Linked DNA regions of Homo sapiens: region 1 is linked to region 2. A link is a contact called in ENCODE Hi-C or POLR2A ChIA-PET data. All regions are on one chromosome and are shown on one strand. The core of a region is the stretch at or near the end of the contact, and the rest is flanking DNA. Distances in the headings are between cores, read along the strand shown.

Evidence for each region. Hi-C counts contacts between places; a loop is a spot of excess contacts on that map. ChIA-PET counts read pairs that join two places held with the same protein, here RNA polymerase II (POLR2A). Pooled maps may share reads with other maps.
Region 1: a loop to region 2 is called in a pooled map, with 4 times the contacts of the local background. The contact joins the promoter of C19orf44 here to the promoter of NWD1 in region 2. A Hi-C loop is called at or near these places in 2 of 50 pooled maps. POLR2A ChIA-PET finds 5 or more read pairs at or near these places in 3 of 52 experiments (AG04449 and activated T-cell).

The regions. Positions count from the first base shown.
Region 1 is chr19:16,494,784-16,499,375 of GRCh38, forward strand. C19orf44 (chromosome 19 open reading frame 44) reads left to right here and starts at 1,611. Exons shown (of 9, transcript NM_032207.4): 1 at 1,611-1,682. It overlaps CALR3 (calreticulin 3), which reads right to left and starts at 1,384. Exons shown (of 9, transcript NM_145046.5): 1 at 1,256-1,384; 2 at 968-1,069. The coding sequence starts at 1,346. RefSeq lists enhancers at 648-1,148, 1,149-1,649, 1,284-1,713.
Region 2 is chr19:16,716,252-16,721,179 of GRCh38, forward strand. NWD1 (NACHT and WD repeat domain containing 1) reads left to right here and starts at 3,596. Exons shown (of 19, transcript NM_001007525.5): 1 at 3,596-4,042.

The DNA.
Region 1 (4,592 bases), core at 361-2,860, 220 kb before region 2:
GGTAATGCCTACTAATAACACATTCATATAAATATAATCCAAAGAAGGTTAAATACCATTGCATATTTGACAGTGCTTCAAGTATGATTTTATTATACCAAATAAGCTGAATATGTCTCCTTGGACTTCAGGGGACCTAATACCAATAAAAGTAATAATAATGATAATAGGCCAAGCACCATGGCTCACGCCTATAATCCCAGCACTTTAGGAGGCCGAGGCAGGTGGATTACTTAAGGCCAGGAGTTTGAGTCCAGCCTGGGCAATGTGGTGAAACTCTGTCTCTAAAAAAATTAGCAGGGCATGGTGGCGCACGCTTGTAATCGCAGCTCCTCAGAAGCCTGAAGCAAGAGAATCACTTGAACCCGGGAGACGGAGGTTTGAGTGAGCCAAGATCGTGCCACTGCACTCTAGCCTAGGCGACAGAGCGAGACTCCTACTACCAAAAAAAAAAAAAAAAAAAAAAAGGAATCTTTGGCAATAAAGAAAGGAGAGAGGAGGCTGGATGTTGTGGCTCATGCCTGTAATCCCAGCACTTTGGGAGGCCAAGGTGGGTGGATCATGAGGTCAGGAGTTCGAGACCAGCCTGGCCAACGTGGACCCTGTCTCTACTAAAAGTACAAAAATTAGCCGGTCATGGTGGCGCGCGCCTGTAGTCTCAGCTACTCGGGAGGCTGAGGCAGGAGAATTGCTTGAACCCGGGAGGTGGAAGTTGCAGTGAGCCGAAATCGCGCCACTGCACTCCAGCCTGGGCAACAGAGCAAGGCTCCGTCTCAAAAAAAAAAAAAAAAAAAAAGGAGAGAAGAAACAAAAAAACAAGGAAAGGAGCCCCTTAAGTTCTACCTTTGCCTTAATGTCTTCATCTGTAAAACGGGAATAAAAGCGTTTTGGCTGTGCCACAACTACCTAGAGAGGTTGCTATGGAAATGTAACATTAGGCTCAATTTGGTCCTGATTCTACACTAACCTTTATCTTTCTCTTTATGACCATAAAACTTGCCCGACGAAAGTCTAAAATGCCCAAATCGGGAGTCATTGGTGGACTGCAACCATCGGTTTCTCCAATGCTCTGTGGGGAAGGGGAAATAACACCGGTTAGAGGTGATAATGGTTAATTTGGGCTAAGGGAAGGGTGAAGGGGACCCTCGAGGATTCGAGGGTTCGCTGCCGTGGACCCCGTGGCGACTCTGGCCAGCCTTAGGGGGCGGAGATGGGGGAGCTTACACCTCCGCCACCACGGGCGTGGCCCCTTCACCTCCGTCTAGAAATTCCTCTTGGAAATAGACGGTAGCCAGCGCCACTCGCAGCATGCATATGGCCCAGAGCTGGACCAAAGCCCGGGCCATGGGGGTGTGCACTGCGCTTCCGGTCGCCGCCACCCCTTAGCTCCCAGCTCTCTCTGCGGCTCTTCAGGCGCGTCCCGAAACTACAACTCCCGTCACAACTCGCGATTATGACCTGAGGGTCCCATTGGTCGCTGCGGCGCGGGGCACGTTGGGCCCGCCCCGGAACTACCGCTCCCATGACACCCCGCGATTGTGATTCGGGGCGCCATTGGTCTGCGGGGCGCGGTGCTTCCCGGGAGATGTAGTCTCTTCTGCTCTGGCTCTGTTGCCCAGGGCAACCGCTCCTTCAGGCGTGAATGTGGCGGCTGCCTCTGCGAATGGACGGCGTGGGAAGAGGTCGGCAGGGCTGGTGGGGAGGTGACCTAGCTGGGCGTCCGGGCTCGCGAGGGGGATACGGGGAAATGGGGCCTTCTCCGGGGCTGAGCTGGTTGGGCCGCTGCAGGATGGTCCCGCGCCTCAGTTTCCCTGTCTGGGGTCTATTGGAGCATGGTCCTGCGCGGGTCGCTTCATAGCTGGGGAGAAGAGCAGGATGGTCTCAGGGGCGCCAGGGTTTTCAAGTTTTGGTTTGTTGATTTGTAACAACTTTATTGAGCCTTCATTTACATACCATAGTGTTCGCCACTTTTAAGCTGACGACTCCGTTATTTTTAGTAAATCTACAAAGTTGTGAAGCCGTCGCCACCATCCAGCTCATCCAGCTTTAGAACTTTGCGTCAGGCCGGGCGCGGTGATTCACGCCTGGAATCCCAGCACTTTGGGAGGCAGAGGCGGGAGGATCACTTGAGGCCAGGAGATCCAGACCAGCCTGGGCAACCTGGCGAGACCCCATCTCTAAAAAAGATAAAAATAAAAAATTAGCCAGGTGTAGTGGCACGCGCCTGTAGTCCCAGCTACTCAGGATGTTGAGGCAGGAGGGAGGATTGCTTGTGTCCAGGAGGTCAAGGGCTGCTGTGAGCTGTGATCATGCCACTGCACTCCGGCTAATTTTTTGTATTTTTAGTAGAGATGGGGTTTCACCATGTTTGCCACGCTGGTCTCGAACTCCTGACCTCACGTAATCTGCCAGCCTTGGCCTCCCAAAGTGCTGGGATTATAGGCGTGAGTCACAGCACCGGCCCGATCTGCTTTCTGAGTTTATTGGTTTGCCTTTTCTTGACAGTTCTTACAAATGAAATGATAGGGTGTGTGGAGTTTAGTGTCTGGCTACTTTCTTTTTTCTTTCCTTTTTTTTTTTTTTTTGAGACAGATTCTCGCTCTGTTACTTAGGCTGAAGTGCAATGGTGCGATCTCGGCTCACTGCGAACTCCGCCTCCCAGGTTCAAGCAATTCTCCTGTCTCAGCGTCCTGAGTATTTGGGATTACAGGCGCATGACACCACGCCCCGCTAATTTTTGTATTGTTAGTAGAGACGGGGTTTTACCATGTGTGTCAGGCTGGTCTCGATCTCCTGACCTCGTGATCCGCCCGCCTTAGCCTCCCAAAGTGCTGGGATTACAGGCGTGAGCCACTGCGCCCGGCTTGGCTACTTTCCCTTAGCGTGATGTATTTGAGATTCCTGCGTGCTGTTATATTAGTATTTGTTTTTTAAATTGCTGAACTGTATTACACTGTATGGATGGACCATAGTTTGTAATCCATTCACTAATTAATGGATAGTTACATTGTTTTCCGTTTTAGTCTACTAGGAGTAATAAATATTATGGGGCCAGGTATGATGATGTGGGATTGTAATCTCAGCATTTTGGGAGGCTGAGGCTGCGGATCTCTAGAACCCCAGGAATCTGAGAACAGCCTGGGCAACACAGTGAGACCTTGTTTCTACAAAAAGTTAGCTAGGCATGGCAATGTGTGTCTGTAGTCCCAGCTACCCAGGAAGCTGAGGTGGGAGGATCGCGTGACCCCGGGAGGTCGAGGCTGTAGTGAGCCATGATAACACCACTGCACTCAGCCTGGGCAACAGAGTGAGAGCCTGTCTCAAAACAAAACAAAACTATTACGAACATTTGCATACATTTGCATTTCTCTTGGGCCACATGGGAGTGGAATCCCTGGATCACATGGTAACTCTATGTCTAACCTTTTGAGGAACCAACTGTTTTCCACATTGAGGACTACATAATTTTACAATTCCCCCAACAACATATGAGGGTTCCAATTTCTTTATTTTTTTTAGAGATAGGGTCTTGCCCTATCATCCGGGCTGGAGTCCAGTGGCACGATCATAGCTCACTGCAGCCTCAAACTCCTGGGCTCAAGCAATCCTCCCACCTCAGCCTCCCGAGTAACTGGGACTACAGGTGTGTGCCATCAGACCCAGCTAATTTTTTCATTTTTTGTAGAGATGGAGTCTCCCTATGTTGCCCAGGCTGGTCTCGAACTCATGGGTTCAAACAGTCCTCCCATCCTGGCCTCCCACAGTGCTGGGATTACAGGTGTGAGCCACTGTGGGCTTCAATCTGTTCACTTCCTCACTGACACTTGTTACGTGTATTTTTGATTATAGCCATGCTAGGGGATGTGAAGTAGTAGCTCCTCATGGTTTTTTTCTTTTTTTTTTTTGAGACGGAGTCTCTCTCTTTTGCCCAGGCTGGAGTGCAATGGCGCGATCTCGGTTCACTGCAAGCTCTGCCTCCTGGGTTCATGCCATTCTCCTGCCTCGGCCTCCTGAGTAGCTGGGACTACAGGCGCCCACCACCGCGCCCGGCTAATTTTTTGTGTTTTTAGTAGAGACGGGGTTTCACTGTGTTAGCCAGGATGGTCTCTATCTCCTGACCTCATGATCCGCCCACCTCGGCCTCCCAAAGTGCTGGGATTACAGGCGTGAGCCACCACGCCTAGTCTGTTACTGGCATTTAAATGTTACTGAGCACTTTTTCATGTCCCACACAGAATATATAGGAATCCTATGAGGGTAGTAATTGTTATTTTTACAGATGAGCAGGCTGACACAGAGCGATTAAGTAACTTGCCCGGGGTCACACAGACCAGGAAGTCTGCATTATTTCTGCCAGGCATATTTTTCTGTTCTCTGACCCCTGTGGTCAGTCCTGTGCTGGGCACTCCTAGTACAGGGTAGTTAAGATAGGAACAAGCAAACAAGTTTATTCGGGAAACAGATTGTTAATAGGAATCATAATTCATTCTTGTATAGAATCTTTTTTTTTTCTTTTTTTTTGAGACGGAGTTTTACTCTGTCACCCAGGCTGGAGTGCAGTGGCGCAGTCTCGGCTCACTGCAAGCTCCGCC
Region 2 (4,928 bases), core at 2,346-4,845:
ACTTCCGCCTCCTGGGTTCGAGCAATTCTCCTGCTTCTGCCTCCCAAGTAGCTGGGATTACAGGCATGCACCACCACGCCTGGCTAATTTTTTTTTTTTTTTGTATTTTTAGTAGAGATGGGATTTCACCATGTTGGCCAGGCTGGTCTCAAACTCTGGGCCTCAAGTGATCATCCCGCCTGGGCCTCCCAAAGTGCTGGGAGTGTGCCCGGCCCCAGCCACTATTTTTTAAGAGTACAAAATTGAAGCATATTCTGATAGGGAATTTAAAACACTCACTAAAGTAGGCAGAATAGTATAATGAACCGCAGCCCACCCTAACCACCATCACCCCCTACTCAACCTCGCCAACCCCGCCCCCATCCCATTTGCCTTCCTGTCAGGTATTATTTTGAAGCAAATCTCAGCTATCTTATCATTCCATAAATATTTTGTTATATGTCTCTAAAACATACACACTCTTTTTTTTTTTTTTTTGAGACAGGGTCTCACTCTGTTGCCCAAGCTGGAGCACAGTGGCGTGATCACGACTCATTGCAGCCTCAACTTCCCAGGTTCAAGTGATCCTTCCACCTCAGAGTAGCAGGGACCACTGGCACATGCACCATGTCTAGTTAATTTTTTAATTTTTTGTAAAAATGGAGTCTCAATATGTTGGCCAGTCTGGTCTTGAACTCCTGAGCTTAAGTGATCCTCCTGCCTTGGCCTCCCAAACTGCTGGGATAACAGGCATGAGGCACTGCACCTGGCCCAGACTCTTTAAAAGCCTAACCAGTCTGGGCATGGTGGCTCATGCCTGTAATCCCAGCACTTTGGGAGGCCGAGGCGGGTGCATCACCTGAGGTCAGGAGTTCCAGACCAGCCTGGACAACATGGTGAAACCCCGTCTCTACTAAAAATACAAAATATTAGCCAGGTGTGGTGGCAGGTGCCTCTAATCCCAGCTACTCGGGAGGGTGAGACAGGAGAATTGCTTGAACGTGGGAGGCGGAGGTTGCAGTAAGCCAAGATCATGCCATTGCACTCCAGCCTGGATGACAAGAGCAAAACTGTCTCGAAAACAAAAACAAAAATAAAAACAAAAACCTCACCGCAATACCATTGTCACACTGCAAAAACTTTGCCAATAATTTTTTAATATCTGTAGATTCCAGTTTAGCCAATAACTGTGGAGTTTTGGAATCATATCCGAATTTGGCTGTTAGCTCACTTCCTTGCCAAGGAAACTTGGGAAATTGTTTAACTTCTTTGAAGCCTATTTTCTTTCTTCTTCTTTTTTTTTTTAAACGCAGTCTCACTTTGTCACCCAGGCTGGAGTGCAATGGCGTGATCTCGGCTCACTGCAACCTCCGCCTTCCGGGTTCATGCGATTCTCCTGCCTCAGCCTCTCGAGTAGCTGGGATTACAGGTGCTCACCACCACGCCCAGCTAATTTTTGTATTTTTAGTAGAGACAGGGTTTCATCACGTTGGTCTGGAAGCCTGTTTTCATCATCAATGAACTGGGATAGTAAATTGAAGCCCCCAGATTGCTTGGAGTATTGGAGACAGTATGTTTCCTAAAATTTCAGCCCCTAAAACTTCTTTTCTTTTCTTTTTCTTTTTTTGTTTTAAAGAGACAGGGTTTTGCTCTGTTGCCCAGGCTAGAGTGCAGTGAGGCAATCATATCTCACTGCAGCCTTGACTTTCTGGGCTCAAGTAATCCTCCCACCTCAACCTCCCGAGTAGTTGGGACTACAGGCACACACCACCACGCCCAGCTAATTTTTTGTTATTGTTGTTGTTGTAGAGATGAGGGTCTCACTATGTTGCCCAGGCTGGTCTTGAACTCCTGGCCTTGAGTGATCCTCCCACCTTGGCTTCCCCAGTAGCTGGGACTACAGGAGCATGCCACTGTGCCTGGCAGCACCTGAAACTTCTTTTTTTTTTTTTTTTGTGAGATGGAGTGTAGTGTGGCTCTGTCGTCCAGGCTGGAGTGCAATGGCGTAATCTCTGCTCACTGCAACCTCTGCCTCCCAGGTTTAAGTGATCCTCCTGCCTCAGCCTCCCAAGTAGCTGGGATTACAGGCACCTGCCACCATGCCTGGCTAATTTTTGTTTTTAGTAGAGATGGGGTCTCACCATATTGGCCAAGCTGGTCTCAAATTCCTGACCTCAGGTGATTTGCCCACCTCGGCCTCCCAAAGTGCTGGGATTACAGGCATGAGCCACCGCGCCTGACCAAGTATCTGAAACTTCTATCCCTGAAAATATAGTAACACTATTATTATTACTTTTTCTTTGAGATGGAGGCTTGCTCTGTCGCCCAGGCTGGAGTGCAGTGGCGCAATCTCGGCTCACTGCAAGCTCCACCTCCCAGGTTCATGCCATTCTCCTGCCTCAGCTTCCTGAGTAGCTGGGACTACAGGTGCAAACCACCACGCCCAGCTAATTTTTTGTTTTTTGTTTTTTGTTTTTTATGTAGAGACAGGGTTTCACCATGTTAGCCAGGATGGTCTTGATCTCCTGACCTCGTGATCTGCCTGCCTTGGCCTCCCAAAGTGCTGGGATTACTGGCGTGAGCCACCATGCCTGGGTGACTTGTGAGTTTTTGAGACAAAGTCTCGCTCTGTCACCCAGGCTGGAGTGCAGTGGTGCGATCTCGGCTCACTGCAAGCTCCACCTCCCGGGTTCATGCCATTCTCCTGCCTCAGCTTCCTGAGTAGCTGGGACTACAGGTGCAAACCACCACGCCCAGCTAATTTTTTGTTTTGTTTTGTTTTGTTTTTTTTGTAGAGACGGGGTTTCACCGTGTTAGCCAGGATGGTCTTGATCTCCTGACCTCGTGATCTGCCTGCCTTGGCCTCCCAAAGTGCTGGGATTACTAGCGTGAGCCACCATGCCCGGGTGATTTGTGAGTTTTTGAGACAAAGTCTTGCTCTGTCGCCCAGGCTGCAGTGCAGTGGCAGGATCTCGGCTCATTGCAACCTCCAACTCCCAGGTTCAAACAATTCTTGTGCCTCAGCCTCCCAAGTAGCTGGGATTACAGGCATGCGTCACCACGCCCAGCTAATTTTTCTATTTTTAGTAGAGATAGGGGTCTCACCATATTGGCCAGTCTGGTCTTGAATGCCTGACCTCAGGTGATCCGCCTGCCTCGGCCTCCCAAAGTGCTGGGATTACAGGCATGAGCCACCGTGCCCGGTCTTGGAGTTTTAATGGTAATTAATCATGGCTAACATCTCACGGGCCCTTCCTGTGATGTAGGTGTAGTGTTAGTCTCACTCTCTATATAAATGCTTTTCATTGTCTCACCAACACAGGAAGTTAGTGAGAAAATTCAAGTGCAGAGTAGTGAAGCGTCACAGGCAAGGGACTTCACCTTTCTGCATCTTGTTTTCTTCATCTGTGAAACAGGATCATAATGTCTGTCTCTTGGGGTAATAATGTGGACTGCTAATGCCAAATGCCAACCAACTGCACCTCCTAGACTGTCAGCAAATGGCATCTTTTACGAGGAGCCGTATCAGCCTGGCACACAATAGTTAACCACTAAGTCTGGGCTGAATGCCCGGCTAAGCTGGTGCCCTAGTGCAAACAATCGCTTTCATTATCCCAGTTGCTGGGAGAATTGGGCAAGGAGAGACCCATAAAATACCTAAGACGAAAGTTACTAGGATAGCCAGGGGCTTGTCTTCCGGGTGGCGCCGAGGCCAGGAAACTGTCCTCTCTAACCTATTTCCCCAGAGGAGTCTAAATTGGTCGTTCAACTACCAGCAAAGGCTAAAGAGAGGCTGGAGCCCCCAGGACAGCCAGAACGCTGACACTGCAAAGGGCCTCTGTCCTTACTGGGGAAGCCCAGTCCTGCTCAGCTGTCTTCTTCAGCAACAAACAGAAGTCCAGAAAGAGAAACAGTTGTGGAGGAAGCTGTTGTGATGATAATTTACTGAGCACCTACTATGTGCCAGGCACGCCAGCCTTACCAGACAAGATCCTTGGGCTCATGGAATTCACTTTCTCGTGGGACAGACAAACAATAACATGTAGAAACATATCAGCTGTTGGTGAGTACCATGCAGAAAATTAAAATAAGGCGATGGCATTGGGAGTGACTTAAGGGGTCACTACGCAATGGGATGGTCAGAGACAGCCTCTCAGGAGGAGGTAGCATTGAAGCTAAAATGTGAACAACATGAACAGATGCAGCATAGAGCACTAAAGTACAGGACGTGCAAAGGCCCTGAGGTTGAAATAAGCTAAATGCATTAGACTAGGGGGTTCTCGAGTAAGGGGAATTCTGCCCCCTAGGGGACATTGCAATGTCTAGGGAGACTTTTTTTTTTTTGAGACGGAGTCTCGCTCTGTCACTAGGCTGGAGTGCAGTGGCGTGATCTCAGTTACTGCAAGCTCTGCCTCCCAGGTTCACACCATTCTCCTGCCTCAGCCTCCTGAGTAGCTGGGACTACAGGTGTCCGCCACATGCCCGGCTAATTTTTTGTATTTTTAGTAGAGACGGGGTTTCACCGTGTTAGCCAGGATGGTCTCGATCTCCTGACCTCATGATCTGCCCTCCTCGGCTTCCCAAAGTGCTGGGATTACAGGCGTGAGCCACCGCACCTGGCCGAGACTTTTTCTTTTTGAGATGGAGCCTTGCTCTGTTGCCCAGGCTGGAGCGCAGTGGCACGATCTCGGCTCACTGCAACCTCTGCTTCCCGGGTTCAAGCGATTCTCCTGCCTCAGGCTTCCGAGTAGCTGGGATTACAGGTACATGCCACCGCGCCAGCTAATTTTTGTATTTTTAGTAGAGATGGGGTTTCGCCATGTTGGCCAGGCTGGTCTCGAACTCCTGGCCTCAAGTAATCTGCCTGTTTTGGCCTCTCAAAGTGCTGGGATTAGAGGTGTGAGCCACTGCACCCAGCCTAGGGATACTTTTTAATTGTGACGACTTTG